Linked DNA regions of Homo sapiens: all the other regions are linked to region 3. A link is a loop called in an ENCODE intact Hi-C map of the cell type or tissue named here. Cell type or tissue: IMR-90. All regions are shown on one strand.

What was found. Hi-C counts contacts between places; a loop is a spot of excess contacts. Peaks named below come from ENCODE experiments on the same cell type or tissue, not always from the same donor. Only the 100,000 strongest peaks of a DNase experiment are listed, where the experiment ranks them.
Region 1: it touches region 3 in a loop (6-fold over the local background); 11 of 110 quality-filtered maps call a loop at or near these places.
Region 2: a loop joins it to region 3, with 28 times the contacts of the local background. A loop is called at or near these places in 51 of 110 quality-filtered maps.

What each region holds. Positions count from the first base shown.
Region 1 is chr15:33,288,965-33,296,964 of GRCh38, reverse strand. No RefSeq gene overlaps it. Among named protein-coding and RNA genes, the nearest start is that of RYR3-DT, 18 kb to the left of the region's middle. In IMR-90, a CTCF peak has its summit at 4,067 (motif pointing left); no DNase peak of the experiment used is centred here; H3K27me3 peaks cover 1,654 bases.
Region 2 is chr15:33,697,506-33,705,505 of GRCh38, reverse strand. It overlaps RYR3 (ryanodine receptor 3), which reads right to left. Exons shown (of 104, transcript NM_001036.6): 40 at 7,510-7,624; 41 at 5,673-5,802; 42 at 4,426-4,529. Among named protein-coding and RNA genes, the nearest start is that of CHRM5, 270 kb to the left of the region's middle. In IMR-90, CTCF peaks have their summits at 4,614 (motif pointing right) and 5,623; a DNase peak (open chromatin) is centred at 4,645; H3K27me3 peaks cover 1,041 bases.
Region 3 is chr15:33,083,582-33,091,581 of GRCh38, reverse strand. FMN1 (formin 1) reads left to right here. Exons shown (of 21, transcript NM_001277313.2): 5 at 2,608-2,783. Among named protein-coding and RNA genes, the nearest start is that of FMN1, 110 kb to the left of the region's middle. In IMR-90, a CTCF peak has its summit at 4,897 (motif pointing left); DNase peaks (open chromatin) are centred at 1,331 and 4,881; H3K4me3 peaks cover 2,126 bases; H3K27ac peaks cover 2,204 bases.

The DNA of each region.
Region 1 (8,000 bases), 210 kb before region 3:
GGCAGGAATATCCAATAGTTCTGATAGTGGTCTTTATACTGATAGGGAGAAGGAGGCATATTTTCATTTTAAAAGAATTGAATAACTAGAAGAAGTGAATTTTCTCATTTGAGTTTTCAAAGATACTATTTTTCCCCAGATGAGAATTCCAGATATCCCTCAAGTCATTCCACGCTGGCCACCTCTAGTTTGGCCTGAATTAGGCCTTGATAATATCCTCTTTAGACTTTTTCTGCCACTCCATACAATCAACACTTGCTTATCCTATTTTCCATTCTCTCAGGAAACTACTGACTAATCAATTGTTCTATTATTCTCTCTTATTCACAGTTATGTTCCTAGCTCCAAGTCTTGCACATTTATGTCACTTAATACAAGTTTATTTAAAGGATGATCAATAAATCTGAATTTAAATTGGAGCATTCAGTGTCTTCATCCAAAGATTAAACTAATCATCAGGCTCTTGCACCGTGAGGAGCCAGTGAAAGGGAGATAATTTGGGGCAGGAGGACCTCATCATGCTTCTCAAATCCTGCCATTCAGGTAGCTGCCTTGTAGGGCACCCAGAGTCATACCACATCTCTATATTTTTACCAATACATGGTCATAGGCTGATGTTAAGCCATGCAAGCTGCCTGTGCCCACACCCTACATAATGATAACTGGTCTCAAAGTGTGGCCTGAGGACCTCTAGGGGTCTCTGTGACACTTCCAGGAAGTTGGCTAGATCCTCCTTTTCCAACTACATACCCAGGTGAAGCATATTTTCTTTATATACTTGAATCAAAACAACATGTCACAACAGATTATAATTGAAGAAGAAGATAGAGTTGTGCTGTCTTTTATTAGGCCATTCAATACAATATTTTTTAAAAATCTAAAACAATGACATTTTTCTCACTAATCTGGGGGAACAATGCAGTCATTTTTCATAAAATACATGTGGATGTATTATCATTATTTTAAAATAACTTATAAGTAAATATTTTAAGTGATCTGTTTTAATCTTTCTTTTTTTTTTTTTTTTTTTTTTTTTTTTTGAGACGGAGTCTCGCTCTGTCACCCAGGCTGGAGTGCAGTGGTGCGATCTCGGCTCACTGCAAGCTCCACCTCCTGGGTTCATGCCATTCTCCTGCCTCAGCCTCCCGAGTAGCTGGGACTACAGGTGCCCGCCACCACGCCCGGCTAATTCTTTGTATTTTTAGTACAGACGGGTTTCACCGTGTTGGCCAGGATGGTCTCAATCTCCTGACCTCATGATCCACCCGCCTCGGCCTCCCAAAGTGTTGGGATTACAGGCGTGAGCCACCGCGCCCGGCCTGTTTTAATCTTTAATGTGGTAAATATTATTAGATGTAATCCACATAAACAAAAGCTCTTTGGGTTCTCAACAATTTTTAAGAGTCCAAGGAATCCTAAGAGCAAAAAGCTTGTTGAGTAACCACTGTTGTATACCATTGATTATGGTCTTGCTGAAACAAAAAGCAAAATGTGCCTTTATGGGTGACTGGCCCCAGGAATTGGGAACAGCTTAGAGTGGCCATGGAACCTCGAGTCCTCTCCTTCTTGCTAATGGCTAAATTCACACCAGAAGCCATGTTGTGTATATATTTTTTTATCTTCTACAGAATCCAGCAAGACTTTGAATGCCGGATACATACTCTGTAGGTATGGATTGATTGATATCTATTAATCTTCAATTGTATAAAATGTATTAATTTAGAATAAGGGGGCATCTGTCTTACAGCTCAAGAAGATTAATGTCCACCTCAAGGCTAAAACCTGAGCAGTTTGGAATACCCACCCTCCCACAGCCATTGCAGCTGTCATGTGAGTTCACTTGGTGAGAGATACAGACAGGAGAAACGTCCATGCACCATTCAAGCTGGAACCTGTTCTCTGCAGCCTGGTGCCTTTCATTGGTCCATAGAACCACAAAGCCCATCAGATTCTGGAATTTTCCTTCAGTTAGAGAAACTGGCAGGATATGAAACCTATTTTTACAGCATAAGTTCTTCAGTGAAGATTTATGACTGGTGAATAGAACCCAATGTGTCCTATCTGTGTACATGCTCTATTCTAGTACACTGTTCAAGTCCTGACTAGAGTATGGTTACAAATGCTGATTCAAAGCTCATCTCTATAGCTTACCAGCTGTGAGAACTTGAGCAAATTTCCTATACTCGACCGGCCTCAACTTCCCTATCTGTAAAATGGGAATAACAGTAATACTACCTGAAAAGGTTGTGGTGAAAATTAAATGATATAATGTATACCAAGTACTTATTTAGCGTGGGTGCCTGACACAGCAAAAGATCTGAAAAAATGTTAACTACTTTTTTGTGTTAGGCAGAATCATGGGGCTGGAAAGAGACTTTCTGTTCTTATTTGGTAGTTAATATTTAATATGCTACGCTCTAGAGAGACCAATTATTTGCCACTGCCCTTGCTAAGAATGGGAATGGAAAAAGCAGATCATGTCTTGCTTCTTTTTCATCCTCATCGACAGCCCAAAGAATGAAAATAGAAGGAGGAAAAGAATCTCTTATTCACTAAAGAAAATATGCCTCCACTTTGACCGTCTGCTGTGTGTGAGTTTGCGACAATCCCCTACTATCCAACAAGATTGTGTTTGTGTTTTAACAGGAGCTTCTCTCGCTAGAGCAGAAAGGACACAGCATTGGCCGGGCAGCATGTTTGTTTGTTTGCCCTGAGTCCTGGGGCAGCTAGTTATCTTGGGCAGAGTTAGTTTTCGGGTCTGGAGCCAGGAAAACACACTCCTTAATGCCCACATATTTGCAGTGCGACACATAGCTTGGAAGCTTGTCACACCTATTGCAACCGCTGCGTGACCTGTCTCCCAGGAAAGATTGTCTCCATGAGATATTCTTAGGGATGAATGCGGTGAGAAACGTGTACACCACTCGGGACAGCAGCCACATAACTTCAGAGGTTCGTCCGCTCACAGGCCCCTGCGGTCTGGGCTGTGCCGGTGGTCTGCCTAGGAAACTGCCTTCAGTACGCAGGGGACTGTGAGTTGCCCAGTAGCTGCATTTGAGAATCAAAGCACCGATTTCAGGCAGCGATAGGCTGTTTGTCTGGAGACGGGCGTGGAGACTCTGCTTTCATGTTCGCCTGCTGAAGGAATAGAAGGCAGGATGAACTCAGACTGAATGGCTGGCTCTGATATGTGTTTGAATGAAAACCAAAGTAAACACCACCATTTCACCAATGGCACACAGATGGACTCCTGCTTGACGCCACGAGAGGAAAACTAAAAATGAAATCAGCCAGAATAACTATTTTTGTTATTAGTTATAATGATTTTAAAACAAGCAATTCTATTGTTTTAAAAGAGAGCATCAAAATAACAGGAAAATTGGAAAGAAAGTAGCAATGTTATATAATGTCTGAAAATAAGCTAAAAAGAATGCACATGATTTCAGTGGAAGAATAAAAGTCCAAGGAAAGGATATAACAAAACTTTTTGTATGTGTCACAAGCTGCTCCCATCACTACTGAAGACAAAAGAGGAGAAAGTGGGTTTGTACTATACTGCTAGGAATTTGGGTTAGACCATGAGAGCACAGTTGCTATAATAACAGTGGGGAAGCGAACAGGGACAGTAATGGGATGATGCCTCATGAGGGTCCCTGTGTGTTTGGAGTGGCTCAGGGCCTCCTTTCCATCTTAGGCAGTGAGTTACAAATATTGCAGTGCGTTACTTTCTACATAATTATTTAACCTAAAGAAACACTTAAATGATGACCACCGCCTGCAATGAGGCAATAGCAAGGATTAAAAATAGCCAAGGCAAGGCATTAAAATATCAGGTAGCAAACAGTTAATATATGTCCTTAATGAATGAAACAAGTTTTTCGGAAGCAAGAAACTATGACTAGGAAGACTTGGAAAATTGTAGGCTTGTGTGTGCTGATTCTAATTTTCCATTGTATATGTTCTTGTTTGTAATTCCTTTCCCGCCCCTCAACCATTTAGGGCTCACTCTAGATTTTAACCCCTCCGGAGTCTCACACTTCCACATAATTAGGTTAGGTCGCCCTCTGGTGGCACAGAGCTAATCTATCTTCTGATAAAGCCTGTGTATCCTCTGCAATGCCTTAGATTTGAGCTAATTAAATATTCTGTTGGCGCTATCATATGTTGCAAATACAAACTGATACTTTTTAATGGAATGAAGAAACACTAAAGACCTAATTACAGTTTCTGTTTCATTTCTTGTAAAGACTTCAGGAAGCAATTTGGGATCTTGAAGAACCTAAGTAATATTCACTGTACTGTTCTATCAGAAATATGTCATTAATAGGGATTCTGTGTTACTGAGATTGATAGCATGTTTGATAAATACGCTTTCATTGTTAATGGCAAATAAAACACTCTGGCTTATAAAAAGATGACCTCAGCCAGGACAATCTTCATAAACCTACTTGAAATGGACTTGAAAAATAAAAAGGGCCAATAATCACTGCAAATATACAGGAGGTGAGAAAAAATTTTAATAAGTGAATAATTGAATTTTGAAAATTGTCCAAGCAACAGGCTTAATCAGCAGGCAGGGTGCTAGTGCTGATACCGTCTATCTAGCTCTGTGGTCTTGGATTCCATTAGATGTACCAATAGCCTTAAGCTAGATTTACGATTTTTTCTTAAACTACCTACAATGTTACTTGTAACCCAAAGAATCTCAATTAATAAATGCTCTCCAGAAGACTACAATCAGCAGAGACCCAATAATATATACATATACATTATAAAGGCAATTTAAACAACAAATAGCCAGGAAGACTTCCTCAATTATTCGGAATACATTGGGAAACATGGCAGAAGTGAGCATCAGATTTAACATGTAATAGGCACAGCTATGAGGAGAGAGGCTGATATTTAATCTCAAGCTCAGATTTTGAGGAAAAGGGCTGTGATGGATCTGGCTTTGGTCAGGAGCTCACCCTGCTATTACTGTAGCTGTGAATAGGGTAAATCAGGTGGGATTTGGGGCTGCAGCACGTAACCCAACAGATGTGAACTGCGAGGACAAATTCATATCAATCCTAGGGGGAATAAAGGAATAGTATCTTGCTTTAAGCCCTGACAAACATGTGTTTATGCTACTTCTGCTACTGTTAATAATTAATAGTGAAGTTGGTATTTTTTCTCACATTGAAATTAGGCAGTATAACTAAAGCCATATTATTGAGTTAATGTATTCTAACCCATGCCACAAAAAGATTTTATGGCCCTGTGAAGATTTCTTACAAAGAATATGGCATAGTAAAAAAAATTAATCTCAGATAAAAATGCATCTGAGCCTTCAATGTCAGCTATAAAATTCCATAATTTGAAAAAAAGTTAAATTTTAATAGAAGGATTTGAGACAGGAACAAATATCATTAACAAAATACTGTTTTACTGTTTTTGCCTAACATTTGTACGTTTCCAGCGTCTTTAAATTACACATTTACTATTTCCTCTAACACTGCAGGTAGTCGGATCCTTAGTTAATGTTCGTTTCATTAATTGGAGAAAGAAATTGAAGGATTTCTCAAGATCACATAAAATCTCTTAGAGAAGTCCACATGGTTTTTGTTTGATCCATCTATTCATCTATCCATCCATCCATTCATCCATCCATCCATACATTCATACATTTATTCATCAGATGCCTATTGAGCAAGTCTGTATAATATGTATGTACTGTTACAAGGGTAGCAAAGGTGAATTAGATATAATATCCCTGTATTCAAGGAGCTTGCAATATAGTAGGACCAATAAGACATGTATAAATTTAGAAAATAGGCTGACATGGGTGCTTTATACATTAACAGGATTGGAATTTCAGAAGCTAAAGGGATCTTACAGATTATGTAGTCCAATCTATCTCAAGAGTACATAAATATTCTGTAGAATATCTAGTATCCAAGAATTGTTCCTAACACTCTTAAAAAATATAGCATATATATAATCTGTATGATATAAATATAAAAGTATATATTATAAATTATATATAATTACATATTATATTTTTTAATTATACATATAAAATGATGGACTATTATCTATAAAAACAGTCATTTGCATTTGAATAGTTCTTATTGAGAGGAAATTTCTCTTATACTAAGCAAAAATCTTTACTTAATTTAATCTCTACTTAGAAAGCTATGCTATTTCTAACATTTTTTTCTATAACAGGTATTCACATATTGAACTCGTGTAGCCCTGGGTTATCCATTTTCCAGAAGAGGGCCTGAAAATCTTTCTGCATTCTGGTTTGCTTTCTGTAGAGGAACTAAATTTGTATGATTCTTAAATGTGATGCCTGAATTGGATCTATCTATTTAGAGTGTAATGGAGTCGCTTCCTCTCATGATATTTATTATACTGTACTCGTGAATTATGCAAAAGCATGTGCTTTTCTTGCAGCTATAACACGCTGATAGCTTGTCTTATACTTGAAGTCAACTAAAGCCTCAGGCCCTGCTGCTGCAGCCATCATCCTAGCCAAAGAGAGCATGGTGTGTGGTGGGAGGAGAGAGGGGGCAGGACAGGGCTAGTCGAGGAAATGCCTTTCGTCCTTGCTGGGTCTCAGGAACAGAAGCTGGGCATGTGGGCAGAGGAGTAAACAGGCCAGTCCTTGTCCTGGGTTTGGGGGCCCAGGCTAAGGAGAAAATAAAGAAGGAACTCCAATTTGAGGGTAGGCCCAAAAGCAACCGAGAACTAAAAACTTATTATCTGAGGAGCAAGTCAAGATAAATATTAACAGCCAAAGTGAAATGGCTTCAATAAGGGATAGACAAGGATAAAAAAGCAGGTTTCAGAGGTGGAATTCAGAAAAGTAACTTGAAGCAATTTTAGATCTTGTATGGGCTCACTCCTAGAGGAGGACCAAGCCTGTTCCAGCATCTTCAGACACTTAATCAACATTCACTATGTGCCACGGCCTGGCTAAGCACTGGATATAAAAGATGAAGAAGAACTGGCCCCAGTTGTTAGAGATCTCACAGCCTCCTCTGGGAGACGGATACAGGCCATATACCTATTCCGTAATGTGTTCACTACAAGGAGGAGGAACACATTGAGCTACAGAAGAAAAGCAAATAGCACAGGCTGGGTTGTCAAATTAGGCTCTGGGGAGGAGACTGAGTCTTACAGCATGGGGAGGAGTTAGGCAGATGAAAGCAGTGGGGAAGGAATATCTTCGTGGAAGAGAAAAGTCAAGTCAAAGCCAGAGAATGAGAAGCAGCATGATGTAAAAAGGAGTTACTTATAGTTCAGTGCTGCTGGATTGCCAAGTGTTGATCACTATGGTAATATATTTTTTCTTTTCCTGTACTTGAGAAGTTACCTTTAGAAACTAAGTAAAGGTCTTTACATTTATTGATTGTAATATGTATATTACTTGTCTTGCCCTTTCATAGTAGTCTTAGAATATTCTCAAAGTATTAAAGGATTATATTTACTACTTCCCAAGAGCTACAGATCATCTGAAAACCTGATAAACATTCTTTCTCTAGCTTTCTTCTAGCCCTTGAAACAAAAAAGTTGAACAGCACAGCAGCACCAAATCCAGAGCCCTTCAGTATCCTCTAAAGATATTCTGCAAAACTGACATTGACCCCACAGTCAACTGCCCACATACGTGGATGTTTAATTAGCTGACACTCTGCAGTAATGAGAGACAGTTTGGCTATCTATGGTCAGGAATGGCAGGTTAGGACAACTTAGAAAGGATCCTACATAAAAGTATACCTGCCAAAGGAGAGGTCAGGCATCAGAAGACCAATCCACATGTCAGAGCTGAAGGGAACTCAGTTCCAGATACAGGCAGCAGCAATATCTAGAAATTATGGGAACAGACAACAAGCAAGTAGTCAACTGGGCAAGGCAGAGAATGAGGATCACATACCGTAATGGGCTTATTCTAAAAAGTGAAGGGAGCGGAGTGATAGGGATTACAGAGGCAGATATTTAGAAATCCAAGAAAC
Region 2 (8,000 bases), 610 kb before region 3:
ATACACAGAGAAGAGGAGAATCCACAGTGCTCCAAAATCCTCAAAGTCAGAGATGGTGTTTTTTAAGATTTTTTTTAACCTCCAGGGCCTAGCACATAGTAGCTGTTCAATAAATGTTTGTTCAATGAATCACTTACTTGCTGATGTCAAATATTCTATTTTGCAAGTATAATAAAAATAAGGCCAAACTCAGCAAGAATCTATCACCACACTTTTTCCTTCTTAAACCAGTAAAGATAATATTCTGCTTAGAGTTCAGATTTGATTTTGTCTTTAAAATGTCAGGGAAGCATCAATAAGGGCCAGAATTGGGCAGAGTTTTCAAGATTGCAGGTGCAGACATTTCACAGGCTGCTATAATTGCCCATATGAGAGAGAGAGAGAGAGAGAGAGAGAGAGAGAGAAAGAGTGTGTGTGCATGTGTGTGTGCATATGCGTGTGTGTATGTGTTGGGGTAGGGCTACTGTTCAATCCTAAATGATCTAATTTCTGGCGTGATCAATAGAAGGAAGAAACTCCAGCATACCAGTCCTTTGCTGTTCTTTCCTGTGAACCAAACTTGGGTAATTTCCTGACATTGGGCTGAATAAAGTCTATAGCAGTGTGCTAAGCCACCCCAACTACTTGAAAACGGTGTGGCAAACCTCATCCCCTTTACAGATTTCCCAAAGCGCCCATTTCTTCCCTCTCCAGCTTGCTGGCCTGCGTTAATCACATCTGACTTCTTCCAATGGAGGCTCCATGTCTTTGCTGAGCAACACTGTTTCAAAAGATGAACTGAGGCTGAGAATAGGATATGGAGTTCAAAACCTTGTGGCATTGCCTTGTCCAAAAAGACCCATTCAGCTGCTTTTCACACAAGCATCGGTTATCGTCATACCACCTAAAACACTGAGCTATTTATTGTCATCTAAATGTACGAATAACAGAGTTTGGCTGAGGTCTCTCCCTCTAGATGCAGAGACCATGAATAGACACAGCATTTATGGAAGCTCTCACGACAGGTGGCATGGTGCTTGAGTCTTGTGTGTATGCAGGAGGTGGCTGGTACCCTTCACAACACAGGCCTACAGAGCCTGGAGGAGCAACTTCTAACATTTCCCTCTGGTCTGGTCATTTTCACTTACTCCGTTTGCAGCTGGGATTGCTTATTAAAGTTAACCGTAAGTTATATTGACTGGGACTTCTTTCAGCAGATTTTTTTCTTTCTTTTTTTTTTTTTTTGAGACGGAGTCTCGCTCTGTCACCCAGGCTCCCAGGCTGGAGTGCAGTGGCATGATCTCGGCTCACTGCAACCTCTGCCTCCCGGGATCAAACAATTCTCCTGCCTCAGCCTCCTGAGTAGCTGGGACTATAGGCACCAACCACCATGCCTGGCTAACTTTTGTATTTCTTTTTAGTAGAGATGGGGTTTTGCTATGTTGGCCAGACTGGTCTTGAACTCCTGACCTCAAATGATTCACCTGCCTCGGCCTCCTGAAGTGCTGGGATTACAGGCGTGAGCCACCATGACTGCCCTCTTTTAACAGAATGTTAAAAAGCAAGGTTCTTCTATTATGGTATTATTATGGTATTGGGTTGTTTGATAAACATCATATTTGATAAGGCCAGTAAATAGATTCTTTCCTTGATTCCTGCTTTTAACTTAATGATTTATAAGGGACCCAATGAAGTCCATTGGAAATACTGATTGAATCTGACAAAATAAAAAAAAATGCTTTCACTTAAATTTGTCGCCTCAAAATATTATTGTAAAAATGTCTGATATTTCAAAATACTTTAAAGAACAAAATAAAATGACCAACTCAAAGACAAACCCCTCTGTCATGGGCTAAATTGTCTCCCGCAAATTTCATGTGGAAGCCCTAACCCTCAATATCCCAGAATGTTTCTGTATTTGGATATAGGGGCTGTAAAGAGGTGATTAAGTTAAACTGAGTTGTTGGGGTCATGTCCTTCAAGAGGAGGAAATCTGGACACACAGAGAGATAGCAAGGATACGTGCACACAAAGAAAAGACTACGTGAGGACACAGCAAAACAGTGGCCATCTGCAAGCCAGGAGGTGAAGCCTCAGAAGAAACCAAACCTGCGCACACCTCGATCTTGGACTTCCAGCTTCCAGAACTGTGAGAAAATAAATTTCCGATGTTTATGTCACCCAACCTGTGGTACTTTGTTATGGCAGCCCCAGCAAAGTAATATCCTCTCTGACTACAAGGAAAGTTCCTCCCATTAGAAATATGCTGCACAAACACGGGCGTTTTGTCTGTCTGGTTCATGATAGGCCCTCAGTAATTATCAGTTGAATGCATTTGAAATAGAATTTACTAACTGAAAAATGTCAACGAATTATTGGTGGGTAATTATCATCTCATCTTAATAGATCAGACATGGTTTTGCAGCTTGGCCAATGATTCTCTGCCAAGGCCTGAAACAGCAGAATCTTCGTGAGTGGTAAATCTGTGTTCTGTGTGGCTGCCTCAGCTAGAGGAAGGCCATCTGCTGCCACAATCGTTTAATCAAGACAACCCCTCTCTCTCTTTCCTCACCCTGTCTTCTTTGAGCCACCCCACGTTCACTATGCGACACGAAGAAAAAAATGTGTATTTATTTCTCAATTTTCCCTCTCAGCTTCTCAGATACTAGATTTGCTGGGTTTTCTCATCCTTTTGGCTGCTCCTCTTCCTGTTTTTTGTTGGTGCCTTTTCCTCAGCGACTCCCTTAAATATGCTGGTGGTCCTCAGGGCTCTGGCCTGGCTATGCTTCTTTTCTTGCTCCAGACCAGCCCTTGGAGTCACCTCATGTACCCCCAGCGCTTCAACCACCCTCTGTGTGCTCTATCTGCAGCTCAGAGAGCTCTCCTGAGATATACTGCCAGGTCGTCAATTCCCTACTTGACAATGCCATTTGGGAGCCCTGGGGCCCCTTAAACTTGACAGACCCCAAACTCATCGCCGGCCTCCTCAGATCTGCTCTACCTCCTGCACTCCTTGGAGGAAAACATGGGCTGAACTGATATCTAATTAATGGCTGCAACTTGTCCTGTGATAGATCGGTCCCCTGGCTTCAAACGCTTCTCACACCCACTGCATCAATATTAATTGAAGCCAGCACAGTCTTGGGCTTTGATTACTACCAAAACTCTCCTCCTTGCCTCAAGACTTGTTTCTGTTCAGTTCTTCTTACTGAAACTGGGGTGTTTTCTAAAATATGAATTGTATCGTGTTGCCCCTTTGCCTAATACTCTCCAGTGGTTTCCACCACTCTTGGCTCTACGGTGACCTCCTGTAATAAAATGGGTAGGAGCACTGCCTCCACAGCCCAGCGCTCTCGATGCCTGGCTGTGCCACTGACTAACCGCATGACACTGAGGATGCCACCCAATCTCTTTATGCCTCCACTTCCTTGCCCGTAACTGGCAGGCAACAATGAAAGGGCTTGGTCTGAGGGTCACGTGAGTTCATTTGTGGGAAGCATTCAGAATAAAGCCTGGCACAGTGTATGAGCATGAATTTCTTTTAGTAATAGAAATGGTAGCATAAGTTCAATTCCTCACTGCTTCTGCTGCATTCTCACCACATCCCCCAGGTACTCTGTGCTTCAGTCATACCCAGTCTCCTATTCCCCAGCACGCCATACTCTCCTCTCGGACATGCAAACATCCCTGGCATGCTTCCCCAACAATGCGGCTGATCAGCTTCTACTCATCCCTCAAGTCATGACTGTTTCTGAGTGACCTTCCCAATCCCCTAGTCAGGCTCAGGTGCCCTTTTCCGTGTGCTCCCAAACCCCCTACATAATGATGACCTTTGATTTGTCTTTGACTTGCCCACGTCCCTCCTCTCCACCCCCCTCCCCCTCCAGGTTGCTCTGCTCCACTCAGAAGGTCACACTGTGAATCCTGTCAGCCCTCCGGTCAAGGACATCATTTAAAGAAAGGGATGGGGAAAAGACGTAGTGAGGCCGCCTCAACCAGCTCCACCACCAGGAGCTTCATCCACACTCCCAGCAGAGGGCAGCTCAGTTTGTCTCAGTTACACATGGAAAGGACACTGATTATACAGTATTCTGCCATGTCTCTTCCTTCCATAGGTAGATTTATAAATCTGTAAATTACGCAGAACTTTATTAGGAACCACCGGCATCTGGTAATGTTCCATGTAGACCAACGAGGCTGGGCTTCCACACACGAAGAACACAAATGTCCACATGTCTCTGAAGTTGGCTACCTGTGTTCACAGGAGATCCCTTGGTCATAATCGTTGTGCTGCTACCGGTTACTCACATTCTTTCACACTTTCCCTACAAGCCCACCAAGATGACGATACAGTGACAGAGACTCCATCCGTGGTCTGCTTATCCTTAGCTTAGCTGCACTACAGGCCGAAGAGAACACCACACTGCCACCCCAAGGGCCGGTTACCTTCTCGAGGTCTGGTTCCTCTAAGCTCAGCGCTAACTCATTGTTGTCCATCACAGAGGAAGCTGCCACATCCAGCGGGGTGGATCCCCTCATCGACGGGGAGGCTGAGGGAGGAGGGGAGAATTAGCAAGAAAAGGACAGAGGAAGACACTCAGTGCTGAGCTGAGACTGCAGTGCACGTAAGCGGACAGGAGAGGGCAGCAAACACACTGAAACCTGGCTTACATGACCGTTCTCCAATGGGACAGTCCGCTTGCATTAAGAACAGCTCTATTAGCTATCCTTCCTCCCCACATTCATTGCCGTGAATACGAATTAATACAAAATCGGTTCACACTACCAACCGGGACCATGTATTTCCAAGTGCTTTTCTAACACAAAACTTCTTGAGGCCCCCATATCAGATGCCACTCGACCAACTAAGCCCAGTGGAACCTGTATATTTCTGGGGCTACCACCTAGAGTTTAAAAATAGCATCAAACAGCATTAGCTCATATAGTTTCACCAGGTCACCAATGTTGTTTTTGACTTGTTTGTTTGGTTCTCAGGCTAGAATTAAGAAAAACTTCAGGTGGCATTTTACAAAAAGGTTAGTAGCCTGAGGTTGCATTTGAGAAATAAAAACCCGTGAAACTTCAGTTTTCAAGTGCAAGTATTTGTGTATTACACACATTCATTTCGTTTATACCCAGAACAGTGAGTAAGGCATATGCAGTGACTTGCTTTTCTAGTGGTAGTGGTGGATTTACACTGTTTATCCACGATTGCTCTTGGCCAGTCTGCCTCCCCGCTAAGGAAAGCACTTGCTGGGAGGTTGATGGACAGGTATGCAGCCTGCAGCCAGCCTGCCAAGACGAGATCCGATCCATGACCTTGGTCTCATCAGCACTGCTCCCTGGTCAGTTGAGTGGGCTGGGAAGAGCTGTGCCCCCAGACTATACCTGCAATCCCAGGGGCATTTTGTAAACCATGGGCCACTGGTCCCAAGAGAGATGAGGTAAAACTGTACGACTATGCCAACACTAAACTGTCACCAATCTTGGCTGGTAGCAACATCTCTACTTCTGTTGGAGAACGTTCTTGTGGCATCGTTACTTCAATTGTTTTAAATCAGGCAGAGTCTCTTCTAGTATTTACAAATATCACAGCGTGCATGTGGCTCCTTTCCCTGTATTTTCCTAAGTGGTCAAAAGGGGGAGTGTAACCTTCGAGTTTGGATGTGGAAGTTACAAGAAGACTTACGCACCTAGGCCAACACTGCTATTCTCCAGAAGATAACTCAGATGCTCAAACATGGCCTTCTGATTTTGCCGGCTAATTCGACAGAAATAGCAAAGGAAACGGCAGCAGCTAGCAACCATCTTTGGAAATGCAATCTGTAGGGAGAAGTAGAAAGTGTCAGACAAAAGAATCTATCATGAGGCCTTTCTGAAAACTCTGACCTCAGAGTCTTAAGTGGGTAAAGTGTGAACACTTGGAAAAATGAACTTTCTCCTTCCATTTTTTTTCTCAAGACTTATTCATAGGAGTTATAGTTCCTGAAATATCTTTCCTCCAAGAGAAATAGATGTCAAACAAGAATCCCAATCATCCTCGGAAGTCATGTGAAATTGCATGACCTTCTACCAGGCTATTGTTTCCAAGTAGGAAGGGAGTGGACAGAATTCAGAGACAGAGAGAGATGAGAGAGAGAGAGAGGAGAGAGAGTGAGTGAGATGAGAGAGAGAGGAGAGACAGAGAGGAGAGAAAGTGAGGAGAGAAAGTGAGGAAAGAGTGAGGAGAGAAAGAGGAGAGAGTGAGGAGGGGGGAGAGAGAGAAAGGGGGGGAGAGAGAGAGAGAGAGACAGACAGACAGACAGACAGACACAGGTGATCGTAGACACATAAGGCCCACCAGTATATCAAAGCCCAAGTGCCCTGGGTCAAGGCTGGCCTCTACAGTTACGCAAGTCTGAAAGGCATCGCTCTCTGAGTCTTCCCTGACTACTTTTGTCATTGATAATTGCTCTTCTATGGGATTCCATAGCACTTGTAATTTGATTCATGCAGTCTAGCATGAAGATGCCATCTTACATTACTGTTGATTGTACTTGGCTTTTCTACTTAACAAAGTAACCAGCATCTCTAGGTTGGGCCAAATCTTAGTTTTGATCCTACAGTGCTCAATAAATGGTGCCAGTGTTAACCTTGCTCGGGATCCTAAGACAACCTTGATTTCCTCCTTTAATATCACAGAGGATGCTCTAAGCAATAAGGTTCAGAAACTTGTAGTCTATCTGCTCGCTGAGGCATCCAGACATGTGCTCAGGGATCTTCTGGAGAGATTTCACTTTCCCAAGAGATCAGAAGGAAGCCCATGAGGAACGTGACCCTGGCTTCTGTTCCTTCTACACACCCACCCCCTCCCCAGTAGCACTGATGAAACTGCACCAGAAATCATCCCTTCCTAGGACCCTGGCACTCTGGAATTTCCAACATTTGAAGCCATACCCGATCTACTGCCTGTGGAAGCAGTTTAACCGTGAGGAGGTCCCCAGCCCAGCTGGGATAAATGTCCAGTTGTGTCCTATCCCCACAACTCTCCCCTTAGCAACAGGAGCTCCCCCTGATGCGGGCTCCTTATGAGGGAGCTGGCAAGGAAACCTGGCTTCTTCAGGAGTTCGGTTGACAGAGGAAACATCAACACTTCTGGGGAAACACTGCCAGGATCACTATTGAGATCTTGTTCTCCTTTAGAACAGCCTTCTCCTGACTCAGCACAAAACACACCAGGCTCCTAAGTGGAAGTGAGTGATTCCATCTTGGAAAGAGCAGGGCTGCCGAATACGGGAAGTAAACTTAGCAACTGAATAGCCCAGTGGGATTAATGAAGAAAGTCTCCAAGCTTCAAGAGCTCTTACACAATGGGATTCCGTCCAGCAGCATTATCCCATCGCTTGGCTCCTTCTTGGCACTGTGCCTATCCCTTCCTCTCCCTGGAAGAGAAACTGAGGCAAGGGACACCAGCCACGTGGCTCTGAACAAGTCACCTCGTGCTCCTGCCTCAAGGGACAAGTTCTGGCTAGGTTCTCCTTTTAGCATTACCTGAGATTTCTCTGTACCCAACACGTTCACCATCACCTCCATCACCGTCTCGTGCATGCCCAGGACTCTCATGAGGTTGGGATGCTGGTAAAACACCTTGTTGTTCATTATGTCTCTAGGATAAGGATCAGAGAGAGTCTTCAGCACCTGCTTATTTATATGCTATGAAAATTCAGGGATGAGAACACACAAACACACGAGAGGGCAAAATAATATGAAAGTAACAGGCTGAAAAGATAATAAGAAAGCACTAGTTCAGCTGGAATATATGTGGAGGGCCATTTTAGCTGACTGAAATATTCTGTGCTCCTCTATTTCTAAGTACTTGCTTTTTCTCTTTGAAACATTTCTTTCTGATGACCTATTAAACATCCCTTGTTTTATTTTTTCTTGTAATAATTTTAGATATCAATGAAGCTTTTGGACAATAGTCTTTAAAAACTCACGACATTAAGATGTAAGAACAATTACATCTTTAAGTCATCCAATAT
Region 3 (8,000 bases):
AGTTTTATGTTACTTATGGTCCTTTTCTGTCCAAATGATTCTTGCCAAAATTATTATGCATCATGGTTTTACCTTGCATGTTTCCTTCATAGGGATATTGTCTGGTTAAACCTTAGGTATCAGAAATTAACTCTTTAAAACTAAAACCATTTCCAGAAAGAAGATAACTTTCACCTTGACATTGTTTTTGCTCTGCGTAGAGAGTGAATTGGATTGCACACCTCACCTCATTAATGCAGTATTGGATAGCCACTGCAGGTGTGTGAGGGGTTTGCATGTGTGTTTGCATAAATATGCATGCATGTGTGTTTCAAGGACCCCAAATCCTTGTTGTTATGGGAATGTTTCACTCTCTTGTACCTAAATGATGAACTTACACTCACCAGACAATGTGCCTCTGATGATACAAATGTCTTACCTCAGGTGTTGTACATTGTGTTTTGTGATACATATTATATATGTTATGTTTTATATTGTTTTATTATTCTGTGCAAACTTTACCCAAAGCCAGCAGCTACTTCAAAAGAAAAATGAAAGGTGGAGGGATTTAAAATGAGGGATGTGATTAGTAACCAAAACATCTTGGAAGATGAGGTAGTACAGTGAGAGTATACTGTAAATTTTAAAAAATTTATGCCAAAGGTGAATAGAAATAGTCCAGGAGGAGGATGAGCCATATAAATAGAAGTCAAAGGAGGTCTGAGCTTTAATTTCTTCATCTGTTAAAATATAAGCAGTACTATCTTCCTCAGAGTCAACATGAGCATAAAGCAAAGGTGCTAAGCAGAGTGCCTTCTCCCTGAGGTTCCTTTAGGCATTAGTTCATTCCTATGTCTTGAGACTAGAAGTGGGTCACTCTAAAGCATGTGAGACCCTAAATGAAAGGCCAGAAGACTGTCTGTAGACAGTGGGTAGCAAGGGGATTGAGTGGAAAGGCACTTTGTTCTAAGGGATCTGACCGAGATGAAGGAAGAGCCTGGGTATACTCTTCTAGACAACTGTGTCTGCAGGGGGAACATAGACTGGGGAAGCCCTGGACTCTCATTTTTCTCAGTGGTTGCAGAAAGGTGTTTTGTGGACAGCCTGCTAGAGGGCAACTATAGACACACTGTGACCTGCATCATTCTGAAGTGTGATTGAAAACTAATAAACCAAACAGGCAAACAACAGCCAAACCTTAGCTGTTTTCAAATTTTCTTCCTTCTAAAATGCTACTCTAATATAAGCATGCTATCTCGCAGTTCCTTTCTGAGCTGACTTTTACTCTCAGCTCTAGTTTCGTGTAAGTCAGGTTTCAGCATGGTAGAAGCCATTGGTTGGCTTTGGGTGACTGCCAAATAGACTCTTACAGGGATTATGTGTAATAAACACTCTGTCGTATATTCAACAGTGATCTCTATTGCAAAATACACTGAGCCTAAACCTTTAACTTCTGCCTAGTGGCTTAAAATTTTGCCAAGGTTGCTTACCAGGAATTAAAAGAGGACTAGGAACTTGAGTGCTGTATGAAACATTAGAAGTGTCCAGTACAACATTAAGTGGCTTGCGACATGTTTAGCAGATGTCCCTTTAAATGGATTCTGTGGTCAAATAAGTTTGGAAAACCCTATTATATAGAATTAGGTTTTCTGTACTAAAGGGCATCCCAAGGTCTTTAATATGCTAACATGAATCATGATTCTTTAAGAGATACAGTATGTAGCTTTTCTCACACTTACTTGACCGTAAAATCCTTTTGTTATAGAACACATATTGCCATCTTAAGAATAGAATGTCAGGCAGAGGCCATAGTGTGGTCATTAAAAGCACGGCCCTCTATTGTTTAACTGCCTGGGTTCAAGTCCTAGCTTAACCATTTACTGATTTTATGATTTTGAGCAAATTGCTTAACTTCTTTGTACTTCAGTTTCCCCATTTAAAATGAGAACACTAATGATACCTAACTATATGTTGTCATAAAAATTGAACAGAACTAAAAACAGTGTCTGGCACATAGTTAATGATTATCATCCTATGGCAAACCTAAACTTGCCTATAGTTTAGGTTAGAATAAGCTAGACTAATACCTTTGATTCTAGAGATGACAAAAGCGAATCCAAAATGGGTTTCTCATGCACTACTCACTCGTTCAACAAACTGTCCAAGTCCGGTATGCACCATGCATAATGATTCTGTTCCCAGAAATGAAGATGAACAAGGCACAGTTCCTGCCCTGGAGAACACACACATTAGTGACTTGGCTCAGATGACGCTGTTTAGGAACTGTAGGAAAGCCAGCAGGCCAGACCTCCTGACTTCTGTCCCCTAGCTCCTCTGATTTCATGCTGAGATAGAATGACCCATGCAACCTGTAAGCAAGAATATGGGGCATAGAGTACAGCCAATAGACTTGGGGGATGAGGGCGTATGTTGTAAATTTTTGTTGGTGTGATCTAGAAATTGTCGGGAGAAATACTTTTAAAGGAAAGCAGTCTCTTAAAAATATAACTTAGAAAGCAAAGTAAGAGCTAGCATAGAGAAGTCTATGTAGGAGTTCCCCAAATATGGCTTTATTTATTTATTTATTTGGCTGCCATGTCACTGATGGCCTTCTCTGTGTTTGTTTAGGTATCTCCTCTGAGGGCTTTCCCTGGGACGGCTTCAATGAGCAGACACCTAAAGACCTTCCCAACAGAGATGGAGGCGCGTGGGTTCTGGGCTACAGAGCGGGACCAGCCTGTCCATTTTTGCTTCATGAGGAAAGGGAGAAGTCAAACAGGAGCGAATTGTACTTGGATCTCCATGTAAGTAGAAATCTTGGTGATTGTGCTGTGGTTCTTTGTGGTCAACAGAGGCTCATTTAATATGTATTTAATGTAAATTGTGTATATAAAGCTGCATTTAATGTATGGATCATTGTTTAAAAAAAATCAGTGGGCTGCAGAAAATGAAGATGCATCTTGGTGATCTGAAATTTGTACACTAGAAAGTAACTAGCAACTTGTCTGGAAGTGACTGTGTTTGTCATTTAACCTGAGTGTTCTCAGAGCGCTCTGTTCATTAGCTTTGCAGCCTAGATCTCTCATTGTGGGAGTACCCACTGGTTGCTAGTCACTTCTTAATATCCTTTTACTAAAAATTTGTCAATAACATATGTAAAGCCAACTGATATGCTCTGGATTCTCAAGTGAAATCCGAATACCCTGCCTTCCTTCCATATTCATGAACCTTTCTCTCCAGCTGCTCAAATAACAGGTGACTAGGTTGGCAGAAAATCTGCAGAATATAGGATAATGCATTTAAAAAACATAACCACCTCCCTTCTCTTTTTTAAAGTTTTTGTTCACTTTTAATAACCTCTGCAGTTTTTTTTAAATTTTTTAAATTTTTTTAATTTCAATAGGTTTTTGGCGAACAGGTGGTGTTTGGTTACATGAATAAGTTCTTTAGTGGGGATTACTGAGATTTTGGTGCACCCATCATGTAAGCAGTGTACACTGTACCCAGTGTGTAGTCTTTATCCTTCGCTTCCCCCAACCCTTTCCCTCAAGTCCCCAAAGTCCATTGTATCATTCTGATGCCTTTGCGTCCTCATAGCTTAGCTCCCACTTATGAGTGAGAACATAGAATGTTTGGTTTTCCATTCCTGAGTTACTTTACTTAGAATAATAGTCTCCGATTTTACCCAGTTTGCTGCAAATGGCGTTATTTCATTCCTTTCTATGGCTTAGTATTCCATGGTATATGTATATATGTGTGTGTATGTATATGTATATATGTATATATATGTGTATATGTATATATGTAAATATATACCACATTTTATTTATCCACTCATTGTGATTGATGGGGATTTGGGCTGGTTCTATAGTTTTGCAATTGCAAATTGTGCTAATAAACATGCATGTGCAAGTATCTTTTTCGTATAATGACTTCTTTTCCTCTGGGTAGATACCCAGTAGTTGGATTGCTGCATCAAATGATGGATCTACTTTTAGTTCAGAAAAACATAGCCTTCCCTGTTTTCTTTTTGTTGTTGTTGTTGTTCTGTTTTTTTGAGATGGAGTCTTGCTCTGTTGCTCAGGCTGGAGTGCAGTGGCACGATCTTGGCTCATTGCAACCTCTGCCTCCCGGGTTCAAGCGGTCCTCCCACCTCAGCCTCCTGAGAAGCTGGGCTTACAGGCGTGAGCTACCACACCCAGCTAATTTTTGTATTTTTAGTAGAGATGGGGTTTCACCATGTTGGCCAGGCTGTTCTCGAACTCTTGACCTCAAAAATGTTCCCTGCCTCAGCCTCCCAAAGTGCTGGATTACAGGCGTGAGCCACCACATCCAGCTACCTTCTCCTTTCTTATTCATTCTTGTTTTCATTGACACAGAAGTATTGACTCCTCCTTAGAAAGCACTGGGCTGGGGTTCACCTACTTCCACATTTAGATGGCCTGGTAGGATTGACCAGATTATTGTGATTCTCTGCAATCCCTCTTTACCCATCCAGTTTCCTGTCACAGATGAGGTGAGCACCACAAATCTAAGGAGCACTTTTTCTTTTTTTAGCCATTAACTTTAATGCCTGTTGACAACCTTGTGTTCTCCGGCTCATTACTTTCAGACCTGGAACCATGTTTTTGACGAGTGTGGGTTAAGTCTGTGATGTTCACATGGGTGGCAATCAAAGAGCAGGAGAACCCTGTATTTTTCATAACCATAAAACCATGGTCACTGTATGTCATTTTAGAACAGCATTCAACATTCCAGATATTACAAAAGGAGGTTTAGAAATGAAGCTGAAAGATGAGAAAGCTGCAGTCCTGCAGGAGATGACATGAGAATTAGTAAAGTTTTTGGTTTTGTTCCCATATATAAAGTTGTGCGTCTTTAGAGATGCTTAAAGTAGGAAGTGTAACAGTGACATCTGTTGGTCAATTACTTTAAGTTGCATTTGCCGCAAACAGCAGGCCTACAGTGTAAAAGTGCTGAAGTAGATTTTGAAAAGCTACTTTCTTTTTCTTCTGTGTTTTTAAAAAATACTGTGTTTATGTGTTTTTTAAAATTGGCTAAACTGTGTATTTCTGGTTTTCCTTTTCCTCTGTAAATTAAATGATTACTTAATTTTTTACAATTATAAAAATCCTACACAATCCTTATAGAAAATTTGAAATACATAGTTACAGTGAAAAAAAAACCTCATAATCTTAGCAGCTGAGACGACTGTACAATTTGATAAATTTTTTTTTGTATTTTTTCACTAAGTATGGTTTGTTTTTCAATGAGAGATTTTTTTTAAACATAAAAGCATGCCAGATTTTATAACCTCGTCTTGTTTTTGCTTTTTTTTTTTTTTTTTAATTTGAGATGGAGTCTTGCTCTGTCGCTCAGGCTGGAGCGCAGTGGCATAATCTTGGCTCACTGCAACCTCCGCCTCCTGGGTTTAAGCGATTCTCCTGCCTCAGCCTCCTGAGTAGCTGGGACTACAGGCGCATGCCACCACGCCCAGCTAATTTTTTGTATTTTCAGTAGAAACGGGGTTTCACTGTGTTAGCCAGGATGGTCTGGATCTCCTGGCCTCATGATCCGCCTGCCTCAGCCTCTCAAAGTGCTGGGATTACAGGCGTGAGCCACCGCACCTGGTCTCCTCCTCTCTCTTTCAAACAATTACTCTTAAACTGCTTATCCAGGCTGTTGCAAGCTCGTTACAGATGTGTTTTAAGTGATGAATATTCCATGAAATGATATGCCAAAATTTATTTAATTATTTCTCTGTTATTGGATATTGAAGTTGTTTCCAGTTTTGGAATAGGACCACTATTTAGAAATAAAATAGCGTGACTACAAATACAATTTTTCCTATACCCTTTCCCCCCATTATTTAGGACTATTTCCTTATGATAAAATTCTAGGAGGTGGATTCTTTTCTATAAGTATTTTTAGGTTTTTTGATATTTATCACTAGATGAAAAATGTCTATTTCCTGAACTAGCCTTTTATGGGCTTTATATATTTATATATTACATATATGATATATAAATTATGCATATGTATATATGTATAATTTTAATATATGTATAAATACATGTGATATATATATTTGTATATATAAATACTGTGTAATTAAACAGTATATATTAGTATGTTGCTTAGTTTTTCATTAATCAGAATTATAAAACTAAAATAGTTTTTTTAGATTATTTTCTGAATCAACAGTTTTTATAGTTTGGGCCCTGTGTTTCCTTCCTCACCTCAAGCCCTTCTCCCCTCTTTGGACAGTGTGATTTGACTCCTATATGTTTAAATATTGATATTCTAGGTAAGGTTTCTATCTGAAAGGATTCTACTTATTTAGAACAAATGTGTATCCTATAAAAGACTACAAATTGGGGCAGTGTATACTGCTTGGGTGATGGGTGCAAATCTCATAAATCACCACTAAAGAACTTAACTCATGTAACCAAACAGCACCTGTTTCCCAATAGCTTACAGAAATCAAAAAGTAAAAAAAGAAGAAAAAAATAGCCTGCTGTTAATGACTAGCAGCTCACAAAAACCCCTTTCCTCTGGTGGGCTTTGGACTCTAAGCAATATATTGATCAGCCTGAGACATTGGACCAGCACTGCCGTGCTTCCAGTTTTAAACCTGACTTGCAGCGTCACAATCAGGATGTTAACTTTCTTAAGCCTTTTTCTGTGGCTACACTGACTCTCATTAGTACGTGATGAAAGGTAAAACATCTCATACTTGAAATAATTGGTGGGAGTTGGCATCCGTGAGTCAGGATGGACACTGGTGTTAAGGCTACAGCTGTTACTAAGTCCCCTCATTTAGCTGGGCATTCATCTTTTAGTTACTAAACTATGAGAAGACTCAGGGGTTCCTTGGGGAATGGCAGGAGGTGGGGTTGGTGTAGGACAAGCACTAGGAAGACTCTGGGGGCATCTATTTAACAAACTAAATGAAAACAAACAAACAAACAAAACCTCCTTTACCTTCACAACACTTCTGACATTCTGAGACCCAAGTGTACGTGTTTTTCATAACAAGCAATTCCCCAATTGCCTGTAGACACCAACTAGATGTCCCACAATTCAATTGACACGATCTACTTGGAACTGTAGCCACATCCCACAAGTTAAGGATTCGGTCCCACAAAACTGCCACACCTCAGATGCCAGTCACAAGTAGTGGGTTCCCAGGTTACCCATAACTTCTGTCCAACTTGGATACAAATAGGTTCCTATGACCCCCTCTTCGGGTTCAGTAATTTGCTAGGATAACTTGTACAACCCAAGGAAACAATTTACTGACTATTACTGTTACCAGATAGGGGTCTTGATCCAGACCCCAAGAAAGGGTTCTTGGACCTTACACAAGAGAGAATTTGGGGCAAGTCCATAAAGTAAAAGCAGGTTTACTAAGAAAGTAAAGGAATAAAAGAATAGCTACTCCATAGGCAGAGCACAGTGGTGTGGGCTGCTTGACTGAATATACCTGTAGTTATTTCTTAATTGTATGCTAAATAAGGGGTGAATTATTCATGAGTTTTCCAGGAAAGGGGCAGGGATTTCCTGGAATTGAGGGTCCCTCCCCTTTTTAGACCATATAAGCAAACTTCCCAACATGACCATGGCATTTGCAAACTGTCATGGCACTGTTGGGAGTGTCTTTTAGCATGCTGATGCGTTATAATTAGCATGTAATGAGCCGTGAGGATGACCAGAGGTCACTTTTGTAGCCATCTTGGTTTTGGTGGGTTTTGGCTGGCTTCTTTATGACATCCTGTATCAGCAGGGTCTTTGTGACCTGTATCTTGTGGTAACCTTCTTTTTTATCCTGTGACTAAGAATGCCTAATCTACTAGGAATGCAGCCCAGCAGGTCTCAGCCTTATTTTACCCATCCCCTATTCAAGATGAAGTCGCTGTGGTTCAAACGTCTCTGACATTACCAATTTATTACAAAGGATATTTTTAAAGGATACAAATGAATAGCCAGATCAAGAGATACATAGGGTGAGGTCTGGAAGG